Regions from separate parts of the Mus musculus genome. Here all the other regions are linked to region 3. Evidence: chromatin loops called from intact Hi-C (ENCODE). Cell type or tissue: left cerebral cortex. All regions are shown on one strand. Region 1 has its middle 17 kb from the start of Faiml. Region 2 overlaps Mras (muscle and microspikes RAS). Region 3 holds the start of Pik3cb (phosphatidylinositol-4,5-bisphosphate 3-kinase catalytic subunit beta). Region 4 has its middle 22 kb from the start of Faiml.

Region 1 (2,500 bases), 80 kb before region 3:
GCTCTAGCTGTCAACTTGACATAACCTCGAGTCACCTGAGAAAAGAGTCTTAATGAAGGACTGCTACTGTGGGTGTGCCTGTCAGGAATTATCTTGATGACATGAATTGAAGTAGGAAGTGCCTACTGCAGGTGGCACCAGACAGGGGGTCCAAAACTGCATGAGGGATTGAACATAAACATATCTGCACTAAGCTTCTCCTCTCTGCTTCTTAACTATGAATGGGAGGTCACCAGTTCTCTCAAGCCCCTGCTGCTGTGACGTGTATCTGTAAGCTGGCACTGTGAGAGAAAAAAAGAATTGTTTTCTCGCCTATTTCTCAGAGTATGCTCTCACAGCAACAGGAAACAGAGCTGCTGTCTGACATGACTAATAATATTTAGACTATGTAAAAATAAAATAAAATAAAAATTAGGCATAAAAAAATTATTCATCGGTGTTTGTCCACAGGGAGATGGCGGTGGTCTCAATGTCCGTGTCACTAAGACAGGTGTTGTCGGGGCAAAGAGCAGTGGCTACACCTGCCATTTCTGTCCTCAGAGTTCCATCCAGGCTGTTGAGCATCCACATGGAAGCTGGCACAGGATCAAACTGGGGACACACAGCTCGTAACAGTTGATGAGAAATTGGATATCACTACTCTAACTGGTGTTCCTCGAGAGCACATCAAAACCAGAAAGATCAGCCTCTTTGTTCTTGCTCACAATAACATGCAGCCTGGAGTAAGCAACACAAAGCATGGAAGATGGTGTTTGATACCAGGGAGAAATGGGAAAAATCCTTGGATGGGTTGGGCATCAACAGCTGATCCCCTCTCCAACATGGTTCTGACCTTCAGTACCAAAGAAGATGCAATTGTCCTTGCAGGAAAAAAAAATGGATGGAGCTATGACATGGAAGAGAAGATCCTGAAACCCAAGTCCAAGTCTTGTGGTGCAAACGTTTTTCTGAACAACAGAACAAGAGTGTCTACAAAATAGGTTGGCGCTGGCTACATTTCTGCTTGACTGTGACAAAAGTGTCAGCTATGAACTATAGTCCATGGATATGCACCTCTTAATCTCCTGATAAATATGTCCTTTAAACTATAAAAAAATATTCATCAATAAATGGGTTCACGAGAAATACAAATGGCCTGCAAATACATGAAAAAAAATGTCCAATCTCCTCAGTCCTCGGGGCATTGGAAATCAAAGTGACATTGAGATTCTACTTTACCCTTGTCAGAATGGCTATCATCAGGGGGAAAAATACTTTCAAATGGGCTGAGAATATAATCCAGTGGTAGAGCAATTGCCTAGCATGCATGAGATCCTAGGTTCATATCCCAGCACAGGAAAAATATACTGTCAAGGATGTAAGAGCTTTTCATGTACTTGGCAAGAATATAGATAGCAGATTACTCAACAATCTAAAAGTAGAACTATCTTACGCCAGCTAGGCCACTCATGAGAATGTATCTATTGGGCTCTAAATCAACTTCTCTTAGTTAAAGTAATTACTGCCATGATGAAACACCATAATCAAAACAGCTTGGGGAGAAAAGGGTTTATTCGGCTTATGTTTCTTGAGTCACCATCTTTAAGGGAAGGCACAGAGGGAATTCAAACCTTGCAGAAATCTGGAAGCAGGAGCGGATACAGAGACCATGAAGGAGTGCTGCTTACTGGCTTGCTCCTCATGGCTTGCTCAGCTTGCTTTCTTATAGCACCTAGGACCACCATCCATGGGTAGCACCTCCACACAATGGGCTGAACCCTCCTACATCAATCACTAATAAAGATGTTCTGCAGGCTTCCCTACAGCCCCATCTTTGATCAGTTTAGGTTCCCTCCTATCAGATGACTTCAGCTTGTTGACAAGTTGACATAAAACTAGCCAGCATATGAATATAGCACAAAGATACCTGTGCATCAATGGTTAATGCTTCACTATTCAAAACAGCTAATATGTGGAACCAGATTACAGATGCATAGATAAAGAATGTGAGTTATGGGCTGGAGAGAGGACTCAGAGGTTAAAAGCAATTTCCAGCAACCACATGGTTGGCTCACAATCATCTATAACGGGATCTGATGTCCTCTTCTGATGTGTCTGAAGACATCGAAACAGTGTATTTATATACATAAAATAAATAAATAAATCTTCTTTTAAAAAAAGAATGTGAGTTACACACAGACATACATAATAGTTTTTATTTAGTCATAAAGAATAGCAGAATTTGCCAGGTGGTGGTGGCACATGCCCTTTAATCCCAGCACTTGGGAGGCAAAGGCAGGCAGATCTCTAAACCAACCTGGTCTACAATTCCAGGACAGCTAGTGTATGTAGTCCCTGGGTGGCACAAAAGTCATTGCATCACAAAAATCTGTCAAAGCGGCAGCAGGCCCCTCCTTCCCATCCCAGCCTATGACTTCTGGAGTAAAATGTCCCACAGGAGCTGTCCAAAATGGCTGCTCCTGTAGAAATGGCAACACCACAACATCTCAGCCTGCAGCTC
Region 2 (2,500 bases), 300 kb before region 3:
GAGCGCTGGGGCAGCTCCTGATGGTGGGGAACCTTCTTGGGCTACAATGGTGTTTTTGATTCTCTGGACCAAATTATAGAGACTGACTGATGACGCTCAAAACTGTGGCCTCCAGAGGTCTGGCTGGCCGAGGAGTGAGCGGAGAATGCTTAAAGCAAAGCTTACAAAGCCCTGGTACTTGATGGGAATTTGCCTATCTTCAGACAGGACGCCTCCAGAAAGATGGGAGAAGTGGGACGTTAACCTACCCAGGACTGTGCCTATGCCTGTGCTTTTGACCCCGTGTCTGTTCTGGCCTGTTGTGAGTGAGGCTCTAAGATGCTGACGTTTAAGGCTTGTGCAGCCTGCACTGTACATTCCTAGTGTACCAGTCCGCACGTCCTGCAGTGGTGGGTTGAAGTGTGGGGTGGCAGCTATGTATATTAACAACTGACGCATGTAAGGGCTCAGCTGTGAACAAAGCACTTTCACTGAAGCAGTTCGTAGACTTTCTCCTGCCCCTTTTCCCAGAGAAGAAATCTGAGCTGCTAACATTCCGTAAACCTTCTTATTTCCTGTAAATTGCATGTCCCTGCTGACTGGGGCTGAAAATGTTTCAGGCCGTGGTGTTTCTTCGGGGATGTGTGTGTGTGTGTGTGTGTGTGTGTGTGTGTGTGTGTGTGTGTGTGCTCATAGTACCCTGCAGGCAGTTAGCCTCGCCGACTGCGTTTCATGGCATGGTTTGGCCTTTCTCTGGCCCGGTGGGAGGTGTGGGGGCTCTGTTGCAGTGGGTTTCAAGGTTGGTCTCTTTGTAGTGGGAGGTTAAGCAAGTCCAATGTTCTGGTGGAAACTGCCACCCCCAGATGTGACCTTGACATTTCCTTATGGAGAGGAAAGGCCCTCTGGGGAGGCAGGTGACTGACTACCCTCTAGAGCAGTGGGCCTTGCTCCTGTCTAAAGCAATTTCCATAGCCGTGGCTGGCCTGCAACCTACTGTGTTCTCTGGTCTGCCACTCACAGAGATCTTCTGACCTCTGCCTCCTGAGTGCTGGGATTAAAGATACATACCACTCGCCTTGGCTGCATTTATAAGATTTGGGGGAGGTGAGTGACAAATGGAACTTTTATTACTAGTTTTAGGCCCAGATGTTTCATACTGTTTGTATACAGTGACAAGTCACTTCCCCCCTGAGGTTGGTCCCTGAGCTCCAGGGATCATCATCCAGAACCAGGGAGGATATTAATGAATTGAGTCCTTTAAGTGACAGGTCCTAACATCATGTGTTTACCAGTCTCCTGGATCGACTCAGTTCTCAGGAAATTGTGATCTCTATCCTGTATTGGACACATGTTGTTGTTGTAATCTTGTCTACCACTGAGAGGCCCCAGTCAGTGCACCTCCCTGGAAGGACCTGAAAACATACTGCTCCTGGGTATTGTGTTGTTTGTGCAAGCCGGGCTAAGTGGGAACTGGGTTCTTGTGCAAAGCTGTAATGCTCACTAGTATCTAGAGGGTCTGAGTGCAGGCATAAGCCGGCTATGAGCTATCAGCACCTTTCTAGAGAGATGGGGAAAATGGAGGAGTTGGCTATGAGCATCTTGCAATCTGGAGCACCTACCAGGTGCCCATGATACAGATGCTGAGCTGAGCGCTTTGTCAATAGACTCTGAAGCCTTACCCTTAGAATTTAATATGATGCTTCCAGGCCGGCCCTGTGGTCCAAATCTGCAGGGATGCAAGTAACAAAACACAAATAACAATAGGCTAGACGCGGCTCAGATCTCCCAAAGACACTCTCGGCTCTTGGAGATCATTGTACCCTTCCAGCTACTTATTGTGTGGGGTAGACGGTCAAGAAGGATGAGGCTTGGAGTTTAGACTCATGATTTGCATGACCTCGAGAAGCTACTCTTTATGTGTACGAGAAGTTAGTAGAGAACATTGTTTGATGTGCAGAGTTGAGCGTGCATGTTGGTAATTTCTCTTGTCACTGTGGCGGGAGGCCTGGAAAAAGAGACTTAAGGAAGAGCTCATGATGACCAACAGTTTGAGAGTACAGCCCCTCCTGACAGAGAAGGCATAGTGATGAGACAGATGGCTGGTCATGCTGCACCCATAGATAGAGAGTAGGAGAGATGAGTGCTGGCTTTGACTTGCTTCCTGTTTATTTAGTTCAGAGGTACCAGCCCGTTGGTGATGCTTGTATTCCCTCCTGCATTAAACATCTCTAGAAACACCTTCACAGACGTGCCCGGGAGTTAGATTCTTAGATGATTTTAAATTTTGTCAAGCAAAGACAAGATTAGCAGTCATAGCATATGACTGGGGGCAGTTACAAATCTCTGAAAATGAGCCACGGGTTGGCCATCCCTGGTCTAATGCCCGTTGTTCCAGAAATGGTTTTTGGAGACTTGTTGTGTAGCTCTTTGTCACAGCTGGGCACTTTTCATCTTTAGAGCATCCTGAAGGGACAGAGACAGAATCCAGAATCTACAGTGACTGGGATACTGTCTTCCCTGG
Region 3 (2,500 bases):
AAGTGTAAGGTTTGGCAGCCAAACGTCAGCTGCGGTGGTGCAGAGACGAACACAGAAGTGTTTCAAAGGCTGGACTCTTTACATCTAAATGATCGTTCACATCGCAGGGAATGGAAGGCCAGCTGGGCCGTGGGAACAAAGGGGAGTCTGCGGAGAAGCGGAACCGGGAGGTGCAGGTTTTCCCGAAGGCGGCGAGCTGGGGGCTGCAGACACCGCAGTGCTCTGCGAGCCAACCCCAGCGCGCCGGCAGCGCAGTAGGAACGCGGCACCGACAGCCGCACAGGGCGAGGCTGGTGCTGCCTCCCCTCGAGGGGCGGGGCTTGCGCGGTGAGTGGGCGGGGCTGCCTGGAGGCGGGCGTCGGGGGATTGGCCCTAGAGGGTGGGCGGGGCCGGGCAGCGGGGAGGAGAGCCCGGGAGGCTCGCGCGCGCGCTCGCGCAGGCGCGGGCACGGCGGTGGCGCGCGCGTGCTCCGTCGGGCGGTGCAGCGGCTGCGACGGAGCCGGCCATGGTCGTGGGCGGTGGGCGGGTGTCGCGCTGAGCCCCGAAGGCAGCAAGAGACTGGGAGCGGGGCATGCGGGTGTCGGAGCCAGGCGGGCACGGCTGCGGGAGCTGCTGACGGCGCTGCGGGATCGGGAGCCGGTGGCGGCGCGCGGGGCAGGTGAGCGCGGGAGGCGGCGCGGGCTGCGGCGCTGGCGGCTCGGGCGGGCGCTTCCTGCCGGGCTCGGCCGCGGGAGCGCGGGCTCCGAGGTACGCGGCGCCCAGGCCTCGGGCGGCGGACACCGAGCAGCGGAGGGCGCCCGGTGGGCGACCACAGAGAGAGCGGGCGCGGCACGGCCCAGCCGGTGTCGGTGCGGACGCCCGGCGGCTGCGGACCCTCAGGTGTTTCGGCGCAGCGTTCACCGCACGATTCCGGGCTCTCCGGTTTCAGACCGGTCAGAGTCCCGGTGCTGCGGCTAACCCGTCCCGCGCGGCCTTGGCTGAAATACCCCGAGGAGACGTGAAGCGGGAACTGTGAATACTCACCTCCCGGGATTGCGGGAGGCCGTGCTAACCTCGCTGTAAGTGCTCGGTGGACGGGAGCTTTTGGGAGTCGCTCACTGCAGCATCCTTGCTGGCTCTGGCTTGTTCCTTCCTAGAGGTTGGTATTGGGGGCAAATTTATTTCCGAACCGCTCTAGTGTTGCAATAAGCTCAACTCGAGTTGCTTAACGAAGGAGCCTGTTATCTTACAGCGGCCAGAGTAGGATTCTGTAGTCTCTTCCTAGAATTCTGTAGTTTCTCTCTTGGAAAGGCTGACTTGGAAACCTGTCTTGGGTACGGAGTGAATTAGTGCTAAGAATCCTATCAGAATCAGAGTTTACACAACGTGGAAGATGGTGGTGGGACATGTTACCTGACTTACTTTGGTATTTAACCCATCTGAAGTGACACTTAAATTGTCACTTGTTACAGAGTATAAACACAGGAAGAGTATGGAAACATACTCCTTTTTTCCTGCATTGCTACATCCGAAGGGAGTGACAAGTGCTTTTGTAAACATCGTTGTGGGCAGTGTTACTTACTGTCTGGTGAAGTCATCATAATTAAATTAGATGAGTATTTATTCTGAAGTGCTGAATGGATGTTTGGGAATACCAGTCGTAATGAAATCTCCAAGGAGTCTGAGTTTCCAGGAGTTCATTATCACTTGCGGGTCTTGGTACTGCTTTGTAAGTTTTTTTGTTTTGTTTTGTTTTATTTTGTTTTGGATCTTTTGAGACAGAACCTTGCGGTGTTATGGATCTTTTGAGACAGAACTTTGCGGTGTTAGTCCTCAGTGGTCTGGAACTCACTCTATAGACTAGGCTGGCTTTGATTCATGCCTCTTTCTCCCTTGTCTTTGGATTACAGAACTCGGCATATCCAGAATAGATGTTAAAAGTTAGGGTGGCATCCACTTGTAGTCCCATTGCTGGGGAGGGGCACACAAGTAGATTCCAGGAGTTTGCTGGTAGACCTGCTAGCTTAGCAGAATCATGGCACCCTAGGCCAATGAGAGACTCTACCTAAAAAAATAAGATGTGTGGCATCTGAGGAACACACAACACACACACACACAGATTTTTAAAAAAGAAAGCAGAAGACAGAACTGTGTAGAAAGACTATATAATGTGTGAAAGATCAGGGTGGCTTGGATTAGGCTATTGCCCAAGTTTTGGAAGACCAAAAATCTGAAATGGTAAAATTGAAATTGTAGTCACTAAAGCCAAAAGGATTTAAGAAGCATCTTTAGTTTACCCTCGTGATTCACACACTGACTAGGACATTCCACCTTCAGGGTGTTTTTACAAAGTGGAAAAATCAGGTTGCTTTTCTTGTGCTAAAGATCATTGGCCTGACCACAAGTCAGATGTTGATTTATTTTATTTTATTTTTTAAAACTCAGGGCTTTTTATATCAGGGAAGTGCTTTATGCCAGAGCTTACCTGTCCCCAGCCCTGTTGTATACTTTAAAAAAAAAA
Region 4 (2,500 bases), 76 kb before region 3:
TAATGATGATGACAACAACAACAACATGGAGCTGGAGAGATGGTCCAGTGGTTAAGAGCACTGGTTGCTCTTCCAAAGGACCCAGGTTCAATTCCCAACACATTGCAGCTCAAAACCATCTGTAACTCCAGTTCCAGGGGAATCTAACATCGTCACACAGACACACATGCAGGCAAAACAATCTGCACATAAAAAAAAAGAGAGAGAGATCATAAGGACACTTATTTTGTATATTCATTAGAGAGAGAGAACATTTCTTCACACATAAAACCATCAAGGTCACAGGTAGCCCAGTTTAAAAAAAAAAAAGGAACAAAATAGTTAAAAAGGCATTTCAGAAGGGAGAAGATCCAAGTCGATAAAAGCAAATATGAAAAAGCTACTTACTACTAGTTAGGTGTAGAAGTCTAATTGAGAAATCTCCCTCAGGGGCTTGTCTGAGCGGTTGGTGATACTGTCTGGGACAGTTTAAGAGGCCGGGTCTTGCTTGGGGAAGTTTATCACTGGGGCCAGGCTTTGAGAATTTGTAAACTCCCTCACCTCTGTTTTGCTCTCTCTGCTCTGTGTTTGTGATTGACATGTGGTTTCTCAGCTTCCTGTTCTAACCACTCTGCCTTCCTGCTGCCATGCCTCCTTACCTGACAGACTTTTATCTCTCAGGAGCCATAAGCCCAAATAAACCTTCCTTCTAGTTGTAGCTGTAGGAATGGTATTTAACATAGTAACAGAAAAGTAGCATATTATAGAGATACAAATTAATTTACTAGCGCCCTAAAATGACTTAAAGGTTTTAGGTTTTAGGTTTTAGGAGTGTGTGTGTGTGTGTGTGTGTGTGTGTGTGTGTGTGTGTGTGTGTGTGTGTCTTGGTTTTTCCAGACAGGGTTTCTCTGTGTAGCCTTGGCTGTTCTGGAACTTACTCTGTAGACCAGGCTGGCCTCAAACGCATAGATCCTTCTGCCTCTGCCTCCCCAGAGCTGGGATTAAAGATGTGTGCACCCTACCTCCTAGGCTTGTTTTGTGTTTTGAGGCAGATTCTCACAATGTGCCCCTAGCTGACCTGGGACCCACTAGAATGCTTCTGGGTTGCGAAAAGTAGCAAAGAATGCATAAACCACTGGGAAAGATGAGTAACATCTGTACTGTACTGCAAACACCATGTGACTAGAACATGTGTCCAGACCATTGCCCACACATCAGAAGCCCTAGACCCCGCACCCCCACTTCTCCACCCCCACCCCGCTGCTCAGGGTCTCCTCCCTCTCCACTCTTTTCTGGTCAGTCATCTGTTTCCTTACTTTAGAAAGATGTTACCTACTCTGGGAGTCAGTCTTCTTCCACTCAAGGTCTAGCCACGGGGGCGTGGCTGCCGCCATCATCTTGTTACCATTGTACAATGCGCTGTTTTACAGACATCCTGTCATTTATATATCCTCTTTCCCGTGAGACACGCAGCATCTCTAGTCTGAGGCAATGGCAAGAGAAGCTGCTATATTTGTCACTCCTTTCCTGGCTCACATACTTTGCACAATTTGGATGCATCTACTTTTAAAACTGACGGGGTTGTACATACCTTTATCTAAATAAGGGTAAAAATACATGAGAATTTTGGCCACTTGCTCTTAGCAATATTGAATTGACCAAGAGTTATGTTTTACCCAAAAATAGCTAATAGAGAGGATTTTGAGTGCTCCCAACACAAACAAACGTGGTATCTGATGGAGATGCTGGTTATTCTGACTGGATTATTGTTCATTGTATGAAAATGTCACACCACACTCCATGAACATATCCAGTTACCATATGCAAATTAAAGTAAAGTATACTGAAATCCTGTGTGGTAATGGCACATGCTTTTAATTCCAGCACTTGGGAGAGAACAGAAAGAGGTTTGCCTTGTGTTATATAGCAAGACTCTACCTCAACTAGGAGGAGGGGGGAGGGGGAGGGGGAAGAGGAGGAGGGGGAGGAGGAGGGGGGGATGATGAATGGTAAGGAAGAGGAAGGAGGTTGTAAAAGGCTAACTTTCTGATTTTTTGAACTCAAGCCTGTGAGGGAGGCTACTCAGCCAGGGCCATGCCAGGACAGACGAAGGCCTATGAACATTTCCACACATAGATACGAGAGGGGAGAAGACACAGGGTTTAGGGTGAGGCTGAAGATCTGCAAGCCTGGGAAGGGTTTTGACAGAGCAGAGCATTATCCTGGAGAGATGATCTCAGAGGCACATTGAAGAAGAAGAGAAAAAAAGCTGAATTAAACTCACTAATAACCCTCAGCCCAAAATTCAGAGACTTTTAGTCTCCTCCTGGGAAAGGCCAACCTCTTCCCCTACATTTAATTCCTAGTTTTATACCCAATTACTACGTTTGTAGACCAAGCTGCCTTTGAACTTGTGGCGACCCTCTGCCTTCCAAATACTGAAACTACAGCCACGCACGGCCACACCTAGCACCTCTAGCACTGCTTTGGCCGCACATTTCCTTCCTGAGGGTGACTAACA

What was found. Hi-C counts contacts between places; a loop is a spot of excess contacts. Peaks named below come from ENCODE experiments on the same cell type or tissue, not always from the same donor. Only the 100,000 strongest peaks of a DNase experiment are listed, where the experiment ranks them.
Region 1: it touches region 3 in a loop (2.0-fold over the local background); 2 of 42 quality-filtered maps call a loop at or near these places.
Region 2: a loop joins it to region 3, with 2.7 times the contacts of the local background. A loop is called at or near these places in 4 of 42 quality-filtered maps.
Region 4: it touches region 3 in a loop (1.9-fold over the local background); 2 of 42 quality-filtered maps call a loop at or near these places.

What each region holds. Positions count from the first base shown.
Region 1 is chr9:99,218,523-99,221,022 of GRCm38, reverse strand. It overlaps a transcript of Cep70 not described here and the pseudogene Gm2950. Among named protein-coding and RNA genes, the nearest start is that of Faiml, 17 kb to the left of the region's middle. In left cerebral cortex, no CTCF peak of the experiment used is centred here; a DNase peak (open chromatin) is centred at 1,485.
Region 2 is chr9:99,433,330-99,435,829 of GRCm38, reverse strand. The region is part of intron 1 of Mras (muscle and microspikes RAS); the gene reads left to right. Among named protein-coding and RNA genes, the nearest start is that of Mras, 2.1 kb to the left of the region's middle. In left cerebral cortex, no CTCF peak of the experiment used is centred here; DNase peaks (open chromatin) are centred at 380, 1,480, 2,084 and 2,378; H3K4me3 peaks cover 2,500 bases; H3K27ac peaks cover 2,500 bases.
Region 3 is chr9:99,138,149-99,140,648 of GRCm38, reverse strand. It overlaps Pik3cb (phosphatidylinositol-4,5-bisphosphate 3-kinase catalytic subunit beta), which reads left to right and starts at 438. Exons shown (of 24, transcript NM_029094.3): 1 at 438-658. It also overlaps the pseudogene Gm2773. In left cerebral cortex, no CTCF peak of the experiment used is centred here; DNase peaks (open chromatin) are centred at 294 and 1,045; H3K4me3 peaks cover 1,895 bases; H3K27ac peaks cover 1,173 bases.
Region 4 is chr9:99,214,445-99,216,944 of GRCm38, reverse strand. It overlaps a transcript of Cep70 not described here. Among named protein-coding and RNA genes, the nearest start is that of Faiml, 22 kb to the left of the region's middle. In left cerebral cortex, no CTCF peak of the experiment used is centred here; a DNase peak (open chromatin) is centred at 1,475.